Linked DNA regions of Homo sapiens: all the other regions are linked to region 1. A link is a contact called in ENCODE Hi-C or POLR2A ChIA-PET data. All regions are on one chromosome and are shown on one strand. The core of a region is the stretch at or near the end of the contact, and the rest is flanking DNA. Distances in the headings are between cores, read along the strand shown.

What was found. Hi-C counts contacts between places; a loop is a spot of excess contacts on that map. ChIA-PET counts read pairs that join two places held with the same protein, here RNA polymerase II (POLR2A). Pooled maps may share reads with other maps.
Region 2: a loop to region 1 is called in a map of PC-9, with 4 times the contacts of the local background. The contact joins the enhancer-like site here to the promoter of B3GALNT2 in region 1. A Hi-C loop is called at or near these places in 2 of 168 maps with a recorded cell type or tissue (A673 and PC-9), 1 of 37 single-sample maps with no recorded cell type and 6 of 50 pooled maps. POLR2A ChIA-PET finds 5 or more read pairs at or near these places in 8 of 52 experiments (BJ, H1, HEK293T and 4 more).
Region 3: a pooled map shows a loop between it and region 1 (4-fold over the local background). The contact joins the enhancer-like site here to the promoter of B3GALNT2 in region 1. A Hi-C loop is called at or near these places in 5 of 50 pooled maps. POLR2A ChIA-PET finds 5 or more read pairs at or near these places in 4 of 52 experiments (K562, MCF 10A, Panc1 and 1 more).
Region 4: a map of GM12878 shows a loop between it and region 1 (1.9-fold over the local background). The contact joins the enhancer-like site here to the promoter of B3GALNT2 in region 1. A Hi-C loop is called at or near these places in 12 of 168 maps with a recorded cell type or tissue (CD8-positive, alpha-beta T cell, GM12878, IMR-90 and 8 more), 25 of 37 single-sample maps with no recorded cell type and 20 of 50 pooled maps. POLR2A ChIA-PET finds 5 or more read pairs at or near these places in 4 of 52 experiments (H1, MCF 10A, PC-9 and 1 more).

What each region holds. Positions count from the first base shown.
Region 1 is chr1:235,503,035-235,506,267 of GRCh38, reverse strand. B3GALNT2 (beta-1,3-N-acetylgalactosaminyltransferase 2) reads left to right here and starts at 1,816. Exons shown (of 12, transcript NM_152490.5): 1 at 1,816-2,127. The coding sequence starts at 2,016. RefSeq lists enhancers at 1,218-1,337, 1,038-1,714 and a silencer at 1,648-2,287.
Region 2 is chr1:235,707,164-235,710,238 of GRCh38, reverse strand. LYST (lysosomal trafficking regulator) reads left to right here. Exons shown (of 53, transcript NM_000081.4): 44 at 931-1,148. Among named protein-coding and RNA genes, the nearest start is that of GNG4, 59 kb to the right of the region's middle. RefSeq lists an enhancer at 796-1,995. Within about 2 kb of position 1,563, at least 4 of the 41 ENCODE cell types and tissues checked have a DNase peak (open chromatin) inside an H3K27ac peak, as active enhancers do; they include PC-9, where a contact is called at or near this core.
Region 3 is chr1:235,295,405-235,298,606 of GRCh38, reverse strand. All of the region lies in intron 2 of ARID4B (AT-rich interaction domain 4B), which reads left to right. It also overlaps the pseudogene RPL23AP23. Among named protein-coding and RNA genes, the nearest start is that of ARID4B, 31 kb to the left of the region's middle. Within about 2 kb of position 1,671, at least 8 of the 41 ENCODE cell types and tissues checked have a DNase peak (open chromatin) inside an H3K27ac peak, as active enhancers do.
Region 4 is chr1:235,257,652-235,260,740 of GRCh38, reverse strand. ARID4B (AT-rich interaction domain 4B) reads left to right here. Exons shown (of 24, transcript NM_016374.6): 3 at 1-99. Among named protein-coding and RNA genes, the nearest start is that of ARID4B, 69 kb to the left of the region's middle. Within about 2 kb of position 1,325, at least 6 of the 41 ENCODE cell types and tissues checked have a DNase peak (open chromatin) inside an H3K27ac peak, as active enhancers do; they include CD8-positive, alpha-beta T cell and GM12878, where a contact is called at or near this core.

The DNA of each region.
Region 1 (3,233 bases), core at 567-3,066:
TAGTCCTCTTTTTAGGATAACTCATTCTAATTCACAAAATGAAAATTTTACAATATCAACAGAGGCCATTTACTACCTTTCCTGAGGATAAAAATAGTATACTTTTTCTGGCAACCAATTATTACTTTCTTGCCTTTTCTTTTTATTTTTTTTTTGTTTGTTTGTTTGTTTTTGAGACAGAGTCTCGTTCTGTCACCCAGGCTGGAGTGCAATGGCGCGATCTCGGCTCACTGCAACCTCCGCCTCCTGGGTTCAAGCGATCCTCCTGCCTCAGCCTCCTGAGTAGCTGGGACTACAGGTGCCCACCACTACGCCAGACTAATTTTTGTATTTTTAGTAGAGACAGGGTTTCACCATGTTACCCAGGCTAGTCTCGAACTCCTGCCCTCAAGTGATCCGCCCACCTCGGCCTCCCAAAGTGCTGGGATTACACGCATGAGCCACGGCGAGCCAAAGTACTTTTTTCCCTTAAGCCTGTTTGAGTTGGGTCTTCTGTCATCCAAGACTTTTTTTCAATAATACAGTCACCTTCTGTTTCCACACTTGTGGAAACTTAAAAAAAAAAAAAAAAAAACCGCGGCCGAGCGCGGTGGCTCACGCCTGTAATCCAAGCATTTTGGGAGGCCGAGGCGGGCGGATCACCTGAGGTCAGGAGCTGGAGACCAGCCTGGCCAACATGGCGAAACCTCGTCTCTACAAAAAAAATACAAAAATTAGCTGGGCGCAGTGGCGGGCGCCTGTAATCCCAGCCACTCAGGAGGCTGAGGCAGGAGAATCGCTTGAACCCAGGAGGCGGAGGTTGCAGCGAGCCGAGATCGCGCCATTGCACTACAGCTTGGGTGACAGAGTGAGACTCCGTCTCAAAAACAAAAGCAGAAACAAAAACCGCCCCATAGCCCAGCCGCTCGTTCTCATCCTTCTCTCCCATCCTCACCCCAGTGCCTTCACCGCCCCGTCCCCGCTTTCCGGCTGCCTCGGCGCGGGCCTGGTGGGCCAGGAGGGCTCCCACCCGGGGCAAAGCCTCAAGACGCGGGGCCGGCGTTCTCCCTGGAAGGCTCGCTGCGGCCACCCTTCCCCAGGTCCCCGGAGCCCACGTTCTCCCAGCTCGCCCGGCTCCCGTTTCGCTCCCAGCTCCAGTATGAACCCGGAGCACGTGCAGTTCTACCCTGATTGGCTCGTCATCATCGTGTTCCACAGCCTAGTCCCCAGCTCGCTGTCTGTCACCCTGCGTTCCCAGAGCACAGAACCGGGCAAAGAGCCGGGAACCCACGGCACCAGAGCTAATCCCTGATGAGTCACCGCTCCAGGCGCGGACACTCGGGCTTCCTCGCCCCACTCTACGGGCCAAGGAGACGTCAGCAGGATCCCACCTCCCACAGCAGTCGAGCAAGAGAGCACGCGGAACAAAGGAGCTCTGCGTGATTTCACACAAGAGCCACTCGGATTTCCTTCAAATCTGAGGCAAAGCGCATTTCCCTTCGCGGCTCCGGGCAGCCTCCGAGCACCGGGTCTCCGGCACTACCTCCCCTGGGCCGTGGGGTGGCAGCAAACGTCAAGGGGGATGCGCATGCTCTGTGTGGGGCCTCGCCCTTCGCCCCCGCGGCCGCCGAGTGACGGAAGCGCGTGCTTAGGCTCATGGGAAATGTGGTTTCTAAACCGCGGGCGCCCCCTGCCTGGGCCCAGAGCGGGACTTCAGCTCCCGGCCGGCTGGCTGGCGCGTGTGGAAACGCGGGAGGAGAGGGCGGGGCGAGTGGGAGAAAAGGTGGGCGGAGCCGGTGGGAAGGCCAGGCGGAGGGGGCGGGGCTTCGGCCGGCTAAGCCGCGGCCACCCGCGGTCTGAGGGACCGGAGGAGCGGGGCCGGGAGCTGCGAGGAGCCCCCCAGACGTCGCCGAGCGCGAGGGCGGGCGTGCTCGGAGTGGTCGCTCGTCAGCCGCCGCCCCTCAGTCTCCGCACTTGCAGGTCCCCTCCCTCTCCGCCGGGACGCGGGAGAGCCCGGCTCGCGGCGGGGGCGGCCAATGCGAAACTGGCTGGTGCTGCTGTGCCCGTGTGTGCTCGGGGCCGCGCTGCACCTCTGGCTGCGGCTGCGCTCCCCGCCGCCCGCCTGCGCCTCCGGGGCCGGCCCTGCAGGTGAGGTCCTGGGGCCGGGCGGGTTGGCGGCCGCCGGGGGGGTGGGAGGCCCGGCTTGGTGCCGCGGGGCTTCGCCGGGAATTGTTGGAGGCGGGGGAAGGGCCAAACGCGACGGTCCCCAGACGAAACAAACGGCTCTTTTCATCCTTGGAGCGTTAACATCGGGCAAACTTGAGGGAGCTTTTCTCTTTTCGTGTCCCCGCCTCTTCTCACTTCCCCGTTTCCCTTAACGCCCGCAGAGCCGGCGCCCGCAGTTGCAAGTCCTTCGCCTGTCCCCAGGCCTGGTTAGTGATGTCCGACGCCGCCCGTTCGCCCGGGAGCGGAACCTCGTGTGCCCTTCAGCCGCCAGCGCTTTCTGCTTTGGGAGCTCTGGCTCTGAAGTTGTTTTCTTCCCCCCCAAGTTGTTGGTCTTTCTCGGTCAAGACTGGGGTTTTAGTGCCGTGGATAATGTGTGTGCGTGTTTTCAAAGGTGGCTCGGTTTTGCTTTTAAGGAATAACTTTGCTGTAAGAATATACTGTAGTTCGTATTCTTGGATTATGATGTAAGTCGGTTAAACAAATCTAGACATGAAATAGGGCATGGCCGAGAGTTGGAGTTGTTCCTGTGAGTTTGGATCGCATAACCTGCTAATGCAGTTTACATGGAAATATCAAATTCTTTAACGATCGTGTCCATTTGCTCTAAAACTTAATCTCTCGTAGGAATGAAACCTTTGTTCTTGTTTCGCGTCACAGCCTAATAGAATGCTTTACTTACGGTGCCCAGCGGATTGTTTTGTTAGTGGGTTCCACCACCCTGAACACTACTTTAGCTTTCCCTGTATCTCTTGTCTTCTTCTTTAAGGGCTTGCCCTAGAACATGAAAGAAACCTAGAAAGCTCTTTTAAATATTATGTAATACTTAATTTTGTAACTATACTGGGACTTTTTTCCCTTACCATCTCTCCCCAAAACAGCTGTTTTCTAATCCAAAAGTTCTTAAAATTAGAATTGAGTGTTTGCAGTTCAGCACTCTATGCCTTATAAGTAGAAAGTATTCGGCAATCCTCAAAACAGTCTCAGTTATATGAAATTATGTTGAGGTTATTTTGGTAACAATCTCTTTT
Region 2 (3,075 bases), core at 314-2,813, 200 kb before region 1:
CCCTTGATTTATATTCCATATCATATCATTTCAAAATACTTCCCAAGTATTTTGGTGAAGATCCTTCTAACTGTTTTTACAAGATCAAAAAGTAGACAGACAGCAACTTAATTTTACATGGAACTTAATCAGCTTTTAAAAGGTCATTTTTAATTTTTGTTATGGTGTTCAGCAAACTAGAAAATGTAGCACAAAAAGCCATTTCTGTTTAAAGGTAACATTTCCTTTAGGATAATTTTTTTAAATAAACACTTCTGAGATTTTTGTTTATACTGATGAGACAATTAGATATTAGCTCATTTACATCACAGAAGAACCCTCTTATTTCCTGTGTTGGGATAATTTTGCTATCTACAGGAATGCTTAGTAGAAAGGAAGTCAGAACAGACCCATAGACTTATAAAATTAATAGACTATGGCAATTCATTCTAACAATGTGTATACTTTATATTAGTTGAGTTTTTAAACTATAGAATACTAATATTTACTAAATATAATCTTAAATTTATTAAAATGTTAATACCAATAGTTTAGAAATGCTTCTACAAAGCCTTAGTTTGATTCTAATCAGGTTTACAATTGAATAGATATTTAAGTACTTAATGCCCTTGAAGATGTGAATAGTCAGAATATTGGAATTAGTAGGCAATGGTTTTCTCCTTTTCTTCAATATGTTGTAAAGTGGTAGAAGGATAAAGTTGAAAGATCTCAAATTTAATTATGATAGCATTAGCTCACATAGCCCTATTAGTAGGTACATAAGTAGATGAGCAGTGGTGTTTCTTATTCAAAATGTAAATCCTCCTTGCTATTCCCTTTTTTGGTTGTAGCACACAAACAGCTATTTTTGTGAACTCTTAAGACCTGCTCTGTAGCTGAATGAAACTTGCTGTGGGGGAGTTAAATATTAATATTAATCTTCTCTTTTAGGTTTTGATTTTGGTGTGCGTCAGAATGGTGAACGGGTTAATCACGTCAACCTTCCCCCTTGGGCGCGTAATGATCCTCGTCTTTTTATCCTCATCCATCGGCAGGCTCTAGAGTCTGACTACGTGTCGCAGAACATCTGTCAGTGGATTGACTTGGTGTTTGGGTATAAGCAAAAGGGGAAGGCTTCTGTTCAAGCGATCAATGTTTTTCATCCTGCTGTAAGTGACTCTTTTAAAACAATCTGTATTTATATAAGATAGAACCTGAATATTTTAAGGTTAGTTGTTCGGCCATTCCTTTAAAACACTCAAGTTATCAAAGAGAATTGGTAGTAGCATTAAACTGTCACCTAAGATTTTTCAGGTTTTATATTTCCTCTCTTTAAAAACAAGATACTATCTTTTTCAGAGGTGCCCCAAAACAATCCCCAGGTTTGATGATTCACTAGGTGGACTTGAGGATTCAGCATATAGTCATCCTTCCAGCTCAGGTTTATTACAGTAAATGATACAAAGTAGAATCAGCATGGGGCAAAGTCTGGGAGAAAGCAGGCACAAACATCCAAGAATCTACCCCTGGTAAAGCACAAAAAGCATACTCAGCCTCCTCCAGCAACGAGTCATAATGACACATGTGAAATGTTGTCTGCCAGGGAATCTCATTAGAGGCTCAGTGTGCAAGACTTTTATTGAGATTGGCAACGTAGGCACCCTCTGCCTCGCACATACTGAAATTCCAGCCTCAGAAGGAAAGCAGGTGTTCGGTATAAACTGCATTGTTTGTACAGTTTAGGCACAGTAAGCCACTCTTATCAGTTAGGGAATGGTAGGACCTCTCCTGAAATCCAGGTTCCCAGACAACAGCCAAGAGCCAACTTTGCAAGCAGGCCTTTCCAGAGATAGCAGTCAATCTTGCTATGTTAACTCTTTTCCGCACACTATCCTACATACATGTTCTACTTTAAAATGGCACCATGTTTTCTTATTACAGAAAAAGTACTTGTACTTTGTTAGAAAAATGTATAAAATACAGACTAGCAACAGGGAGAAATTTTAAAGTCCACTTTAATATCACCATCCAGAAATAAATAGTGAAAGCACCTTTAGACTTCTATCTATACATATGTATCATTCCATTTATATAATAATAATAATAATGCTATTTGGTAACCTTATCTTCTCCCTAAATAAGATAATCTTAAATTTATTCAAGTCATTGGGTATCATTCTACATTATTTTTAATGGCTACTTACTATAGGTAGAGCATTCTTAATCCAAAAATCCAAAATTCAAAATGCTTCAAAATCAGAAACTTTTTGAGTGCCAACATGATAATCAAAAGAAATGCTCATTGGAGCATATCAGATTTCAGATTTTTGGATTAAGAATACTGAACTGCTAAGTAAATAATGCTAATATTCCAAAATCCCCCCCCAAAAAAACCCTGAAATCCAAAACAATTCTGGTTCCAAATGTTTGTATAAGGGATACTCAACCTATATTCTTAAGTATAGCTATAGAATAATTTATTTAGCAGTCTTCTATTGTTGGATATTTAGTTAGGATTTGTTTGCTATTAAAATTAATATTTCTATGGTTATTTTTATGTACATCTTTACTTCCTTAAGATAAATTCCTAGAAGTAGAATTGTTACATTTTTACTTTTTATTTATTTATTTATTTTTGAGATGGAGCCTTGCTCTGTCACCCAGGCTGGAGTGCAGTGGCGTGATCTCAGCTCACTGCAACCTCCACCTCCCAGGTTCAAGCAATTCTCCTGCCTCAGCCTCCCAAGGAGTTGGGATTACAGGCGCCCACCACCGCACCTGGCTAATTTTTGTATTTTTAGTGAGACAGGGTTTCACCATCTTGGCCAGACTGGTCTCAAACTCCTGACCTCGTGATCCACCACCTCAGCCTCCCAAAGTGCTGGGATTACAGGCGTGAGCCACCATGTCTGGCCTACATTTTCAAGTATACTTTTTGATGTTGTTGGCTAGACTAACTTTAGAAAAAAAAAATCTTACCTCTTCAGGAAACATTTATTTTGCTAGGTGCTGGGGATGCAAAAGTAAATAAGACTCAAATAGGGTGAAGGGGGTTAGGAGGAAAGCCAACTTTCCTCTCCAAGGTAGATGGGCCTG
Region 3 (3,202 bases), core at 422-2,921, 210 kb after region 1:
GGATATATATAAATATACATTATATTCATATATATGGATATATATAAATATACATTGTATTCATATATATGGATATATATAAATATACGTTATATTCATATATATGGATATATATAAATATACGTTATATTCATATATATGGATATATATAATGTAATACGGTAATTGATTTTTAGACTAAATATATAAGTTGAAACATAACATTTTCTAATTTTTGGAAAATTAGTGGTGTTAATTCTGGAGACTAGTAAAAATAAATGATTAGAGACGAATACACTTCATGGTAACAAACATGCTGGTGATACAGCTTTAAAACTTTATGGAAATTTACAACATACAAAAATAAAGTTCACTGATGTTTTACATATTCATGGCCTAGCATCACCAGTTGCCAATATTTTGCCATCTTGGTATTATCTGTTTCACTCTGCTGCCCCTCTTCTCTCCTTTCTCCCTCACCATGTAGCATTTTAAAGCAAATTCCAGATATCATTTCACCCATATGTATTTCGGTATGTATCTCTGACACACTTGAACTTTCCTTTCATAGTACAACTGTCATACCATTGTCACAATGAATAACATTAACATTAATTCCTTAATGGCATCTGGTAGCAAGAACATGTTCAGATTAGCCTGTCTCTAAAATGTCTTTGCAATTTGTTCGTTTACATTAGGACCCAAATAAAGTCTTCATATTGCAGTTGGAAGATACGGTTCTAAATGGTCTCTTAAATCTCCACCCTTTTCATGCCCTTTATTTGATGAAGAAACTGTTATTTAACCTGTAGAATTTCCCACATTCTGTTTGGCTGATTACATCTTTGTGGTTTGGTTTAACCCCTGTAATTTCCTGTAAACTGAACATTCGTTCTAGAGGGTATTTTTTTTTGGTGAGCATTGTTTATAAGAGGTGCTGTATTCTTTCTATTAGTTACCATCATGAGGTTGGTTCACTTTCAGTATTGCTGGGATTGGTCAGTGGTTTTAGATTATGTTGGCTTGATCTATCCTTTATAAAGTTCTTATCAACTTTCACACAAAGGTTTTCGCAGCATCTGAGGATTGTTGACTAGATCCATTATATAAGGATTGCAAAACGGTGATTTTGGAATTATATCACTCCTACATTTATTAGTTGAAATTCTTTTGTAAAGAAAACTTTTATTTCATGTATTTACTGTCTTTAAAATCTAGAAGTGGAGGCTATAAAAATTTAATTCCTCTCCCACCTCGTTTTGCCAGTTTTTATAATAATGAGTTGGTGTCCTAGGAACCCACTAAAACGACCAGTAAATTTTTCTTCTTTCTTTTATTATTTTTAGTGTTAGGGATTTTTATGTATGTGATGTGTTTTAATCCATTGTAGTTGCTGTTTTTCATGTTTCAATTGTCTCATCTTTGGCCAGTTGGAACCCCTTCAGATGGGTTCCTGTGTTCTTTTGAATATTGTCCCATCGGTTTTCAATAACTTACTCTCTTTCTGGCACAAGGGATATCAGGTTCACTTTGTACATTTCCTGCTCCGCATCTGGAATCAGCTATTTCTTTAAGGAACCCTGGTTGCTGAGACATTAATGACATCAAATATATATATAAAAAGAAAAGAACAAGTAGCCCTGGTTTTCTCAAGTGGGAAATGGTTTTTAGAGATCACAATCAGGGTGTTAAGGGTGCTCATTGCTGCTGGGTTGGTCATGACTTCTATGGTTTTTTAGTATTTAGATACAGGAAGTACTCTCTCCCTTCCTTCCCTCCCTCCTTCCTCCCTTCCTTCCTTCCTTCCTTCCTTCCTTCCTTCCTTCCTTCCTTCCTCCTTTTTTTTTTTTTTAATTAGAGTAAATTATGGCTGGGTGAGGTGGCTCACTCCTGTAACCTAAGCACTCTGGGAGGCTGAGGTGGGCGGATCACTTGAGCCCAGGAGTTCGAGACTAGCCTGGGCAACATGGCAAAACCCTGTCTCTACAAAAAGCTCAAAAAAATTAGCCAGGCATGGTGGTGTGTGCCTATAGTCCCAACTACTTGGGAAGATCACCCGAGCCTGGAGGTCAAGGCTGCAGTGAGTTGAGATTGTGCCACTGCACCCTAGCCTGGGTGATAGAGTGAGACCCTGTCTCAAAAAAAAAGAGAAGAATAAATTTTCAATTCATACTGATATTTCCAGTTTTCATGAAAAATTACAGAGGTTTTGTTTAACTTATTTTATGATTTATTTATTTATTTTATGGTGAAAAATATGTCTATTTAGTGTTAGCCAGCTGGGCTCACTTTAGATGATCCCAATTTTGTTGGCAACGTCATCATAGTCAGGAACCGGTAGAACATGGGCCTTCTTTCCATCAGGCCTGATCAGGGTGTTGATATTGGCCATGTCAGTGCCACAGAGCTTTTTCTTAGCCTGTTTGATCTGGTATTTGTTGGCCTTGACATCCACAGTGAACACAAGAATGTTGTTGACTTTCTGTTCTTTTCATGGCTGACTCAGTGGTCAGGGGAAACTTGATAGCATAGTGGTCAAGCTGGTTTCTCCTGGACTGGACCAGTCTTCCAAGGATATTTGGGCTGCCTCCAGAACAGCAGCAGTGTTTTGGGCTGTCCTTAGGTGGGTGACGTGAAGATCTTCTCTTTTTTGTGTGGCTGTGGATACGGATACCTTTCAGCACTGCTGTTTTGGCCTTTAGAGCCTTTGGTTTGGCTTTGACGTTGGGAGAGCAGGGGCTTCCCTCTTTGCCTGTGATGCCTTCTTGATGAGTACAGCCATGTAACTTCTTTTATAGTTGTGTCTTTTTTTTTTTTTGGGACGTAGTCTCGCTCTGTTGTCCAGGCTGGAGTGCAGTGGCGTGATCTTGGCTCACCGCAACCTCCACCTCCCAGGTTCAAGCGATTCCCCTGCCTCAGCCTCCCGAGTAGCTGGGATTATAGGCACCCTCCACCATGCCTGGCTAATTTTTGTATTTTTAGTAGAGTCAGGGTTTCACTATATTGGCCAGGCTGATCTCGAACTCCTGACCTCCGGATCCGCCTGCCTTGGCCTCCCAAAGTGCTGGGATTACAGGCGTGAGCCTCCGTGCCTGGCCTTTTTTTTTTTTAAATTGAGATGGAGTCTTGCTTTGTCCCCCCGCAGGCTAGAGTGCAGTGGCATGATCTCGGCTCACTACAACCTCTGCCTCCCAGGTTCAAGCAATTCTCCTGCCTTAGCATC
Region 4 (3,089 bases), core at 76-2,575, 250 kb after region 1:
CCTCCCTATTTGACAGTGGGCACTGATGTGAGTGCTAAATACAGAGGAGCCTTTTGTGAAGCCAAGATCAAGACAGCAAAAAGACTTGTCAAAGTCAAGGTACAGTATTTATAGATTTCATAAATTGTATGTTCAGCATTTGATATGTAAACTTTTATTTGGTGAGTGTATTTAAGATTTTTCTGCAAAATAAGTTTCTAGGAGTGAAGGTTGTAAAAATACCTCAAAACAAAGCATTTTTTGTTATTTTAAAAGTATTATAATTGGAAAGAAATTAGATTATCACAGTTGGTATTTTGAATGCCATTTCACTATAGACGTCTTATTGTTTGTATAGTGTTTTAGAGCTGGAAAGGAAGTTAGAAGTCATCTAGTTTAATTGCTTCATTTTATTACAAGAAAAATGAGGCTCGGAGAGGGTTAGTGATTTCTCCAAGGCCATTATGCCAAATTCATGGCAGAATTGGAACTACCATAGTTCATCAATTTTAAGGCATCACCCCCTCTATTTCAGCCATAAAATTAGAATGTGACTTGTAATTGATGGTGCCTTAGATAACAGTGAAATAAGGTACATCTAGTTGTTGACTCCTTATGCTCTGCCTTTCTTGAAACATCTTTCTAAAGTACTTGAGTTTTGTCTTAATATAGAAAAAGGAGTGTAATTGCTTCCATTTTAATAAATTATCAGCACTGAAAAATACCAGACAAGTGAACTTGAATATAGACATTTATTCATTTGTCAATAATTTATTGAGTGACAAACCTTTTGCAGGGAACTTTTAGGTGGGAAGGAGGATGGGGATATTAGGATGAGATTGACCTGATCTGTCCTCAAGGAATTTATAATCTAGATTAGCAGATACCTTTTAAGCCATTGGTTTTTATTTCACCAATTACATAGACTGTAGAGGTGTTGTGCTTCTGTGGAGGGTATCAGTCTCTTCTGGAGCTTTTACTGTTCCTATATTCCTTATGCATGGATGTGTTGAAAAAGCTACCTGGGTGATTCTAATTTACACTCCTGGTTAGGAACCATTGTGATAAGTCCTTTAAATTAACTACAAACTGGTAGGGGGCTAGTCTTGGCCCCACCCTACCTTCAGTTTCCACATGCTTGGTGGTTGGTGCTTTTATAGTGTGCATTTCCTGTTCTGGCTTCACACACTGGTATTCCCCAAGCACTGTTTTTTGCCAGTACTATCCTGTAGAGGAAGAGAAAGCCTTTTATCAATGTTTGTACTTTTTCAGGACTACTGGTAGCACATGTATCACCTTTGTGTGAAGTAGACAAAAGCCCTCTCTCCTGGTGGAAAGCCTTCTTAGCAGCGCTTGGCATGCAGATAGCAAGTTTGTGCCAGTTGGAAAAGACATTCTCTTTGGACTGGAGCTGTGTCACTCCAGGACCCATGCTTTGGCCCACAAAGCAAAGGCTGGATTTAAGCCCCATCTTGCATCCTTAGCTGCACATTTCCTGTGTAATGAATGAACTAGGAAAATGACATGTAGCAGTCCTGCCATTTCTTGCTGTAAATGAAAGGAACAAAACTCTTACTGGACTCTACTGCCTCTATTGATAGCACAGAGTACCTTGTGCTTTATAAGTAATGAATATCTAAAGCTTATTTTTAATTTTTTCGGCTGCCCTAAAAATTTGTTTCTGTGGAGGTGATGTCCATTAAAACACATACACAAGGAAAAAGAAAGTGTATTTCATTCAGTGATTTTGTCAGTAGATATAGGGATATATTTTTTAACATGTGTAATTTCTTTATGATTCAAAGTTAATATATTTTTAACAAATTTGTTGATATGTTTTCACTACCTGTTTTCATTTGTTGAACATTTACTATGTGCTAAGCTCTATCTAAAGGTGAAACTCTAGTGTTAAGACCTAGTCTCCATCTGTAAGTAGCTTATAGTTTAAGTGAAGGGCACAGATATCTAAACATGTGATTTAAATAAAAAGTGTGATAATGCTTTTGTATGACACAGAAATGCCTGGGATGCTGTGGGTATAAGGCATCTCCTTTCATAGCTGGTTTTTGAGTGGGCCTGCCTGTTACCTAAAATAATTATCACATATACCTGATAAAGACCATGTTAATGATTCAATCCCTATAAGAACTCTTTTCCCTTGTTAGAGAAAACAATTGTTTTCTATACTGAGTAGTGGAAGCTATCTTGTTTTTCACCAGCTAATTAAGTATTTAAATTTGAACTCATTATTTTAACTTACTCTTTTCACCTCTGGTTTCCCATTCTCTGATTTCTGTAATGATATAGAGCACAGTAAAGTTCTGGAACTAGACTGCCTACATTTAAATATCAGCTCCACCATGTCTAGCTCTGTAAACTTGGACCAGGTACTTACACTTTCTGTTTTTTGTTTTGTTTTGTTTTGCTTTTGAGACGGAGTCTTGCCCTGTCCCCCAGGCTGGAGTGCAGTGACGCAATCTCGGCTCACTGCAACCTCCACCTCCCTGGTTCAAGTGATTCTCCTGCCTAAGCCTCCGGAGTAGCTGGGATTAACAGGCATGCGCCACCATGCCTGGGTAATTTTTGTATTTTTAATAGAGATGGGGCTTCACCATGTTAACCAGGCTGGTCCCATCTCCTGATCTCAGGTGATCCACCTGCTTCGGCCTTCCAAAGTGCTGGGATTACAGGGATGAGCCACCGCACCTGGCCTGTTTCTCAGTTTTCTTATCAACAAAATGGGAACAGTCATACCTACCTAATAGGGTTGTTGTGAAGATTAAATGTTTGGTACTAGAGACTGATGCTCAGATCTCAGTTAAGTGTTTGCTGCTACTGTTTATTATTAAGGTAGGCCTTCACAAAATGATATAATACCTAATAGCCTAAAATCCCCATATCTTTCTTTCTCATTTTTTAGGAAAAGCAATTTTACAACTAAATTCATAACTGATAGTATTGAAATAAAGGATGATATGTGGGACCAGGCGTGGTGACTCACACCTGTAATCCCAGCACTCTGGTAGGTCAAGGCGGGCGGATCACTTGAGGTTGGGAGTTTGAGACCAGCCTGGCCAATGTGTTGAAACCCCATCTCTATTAGAAATACA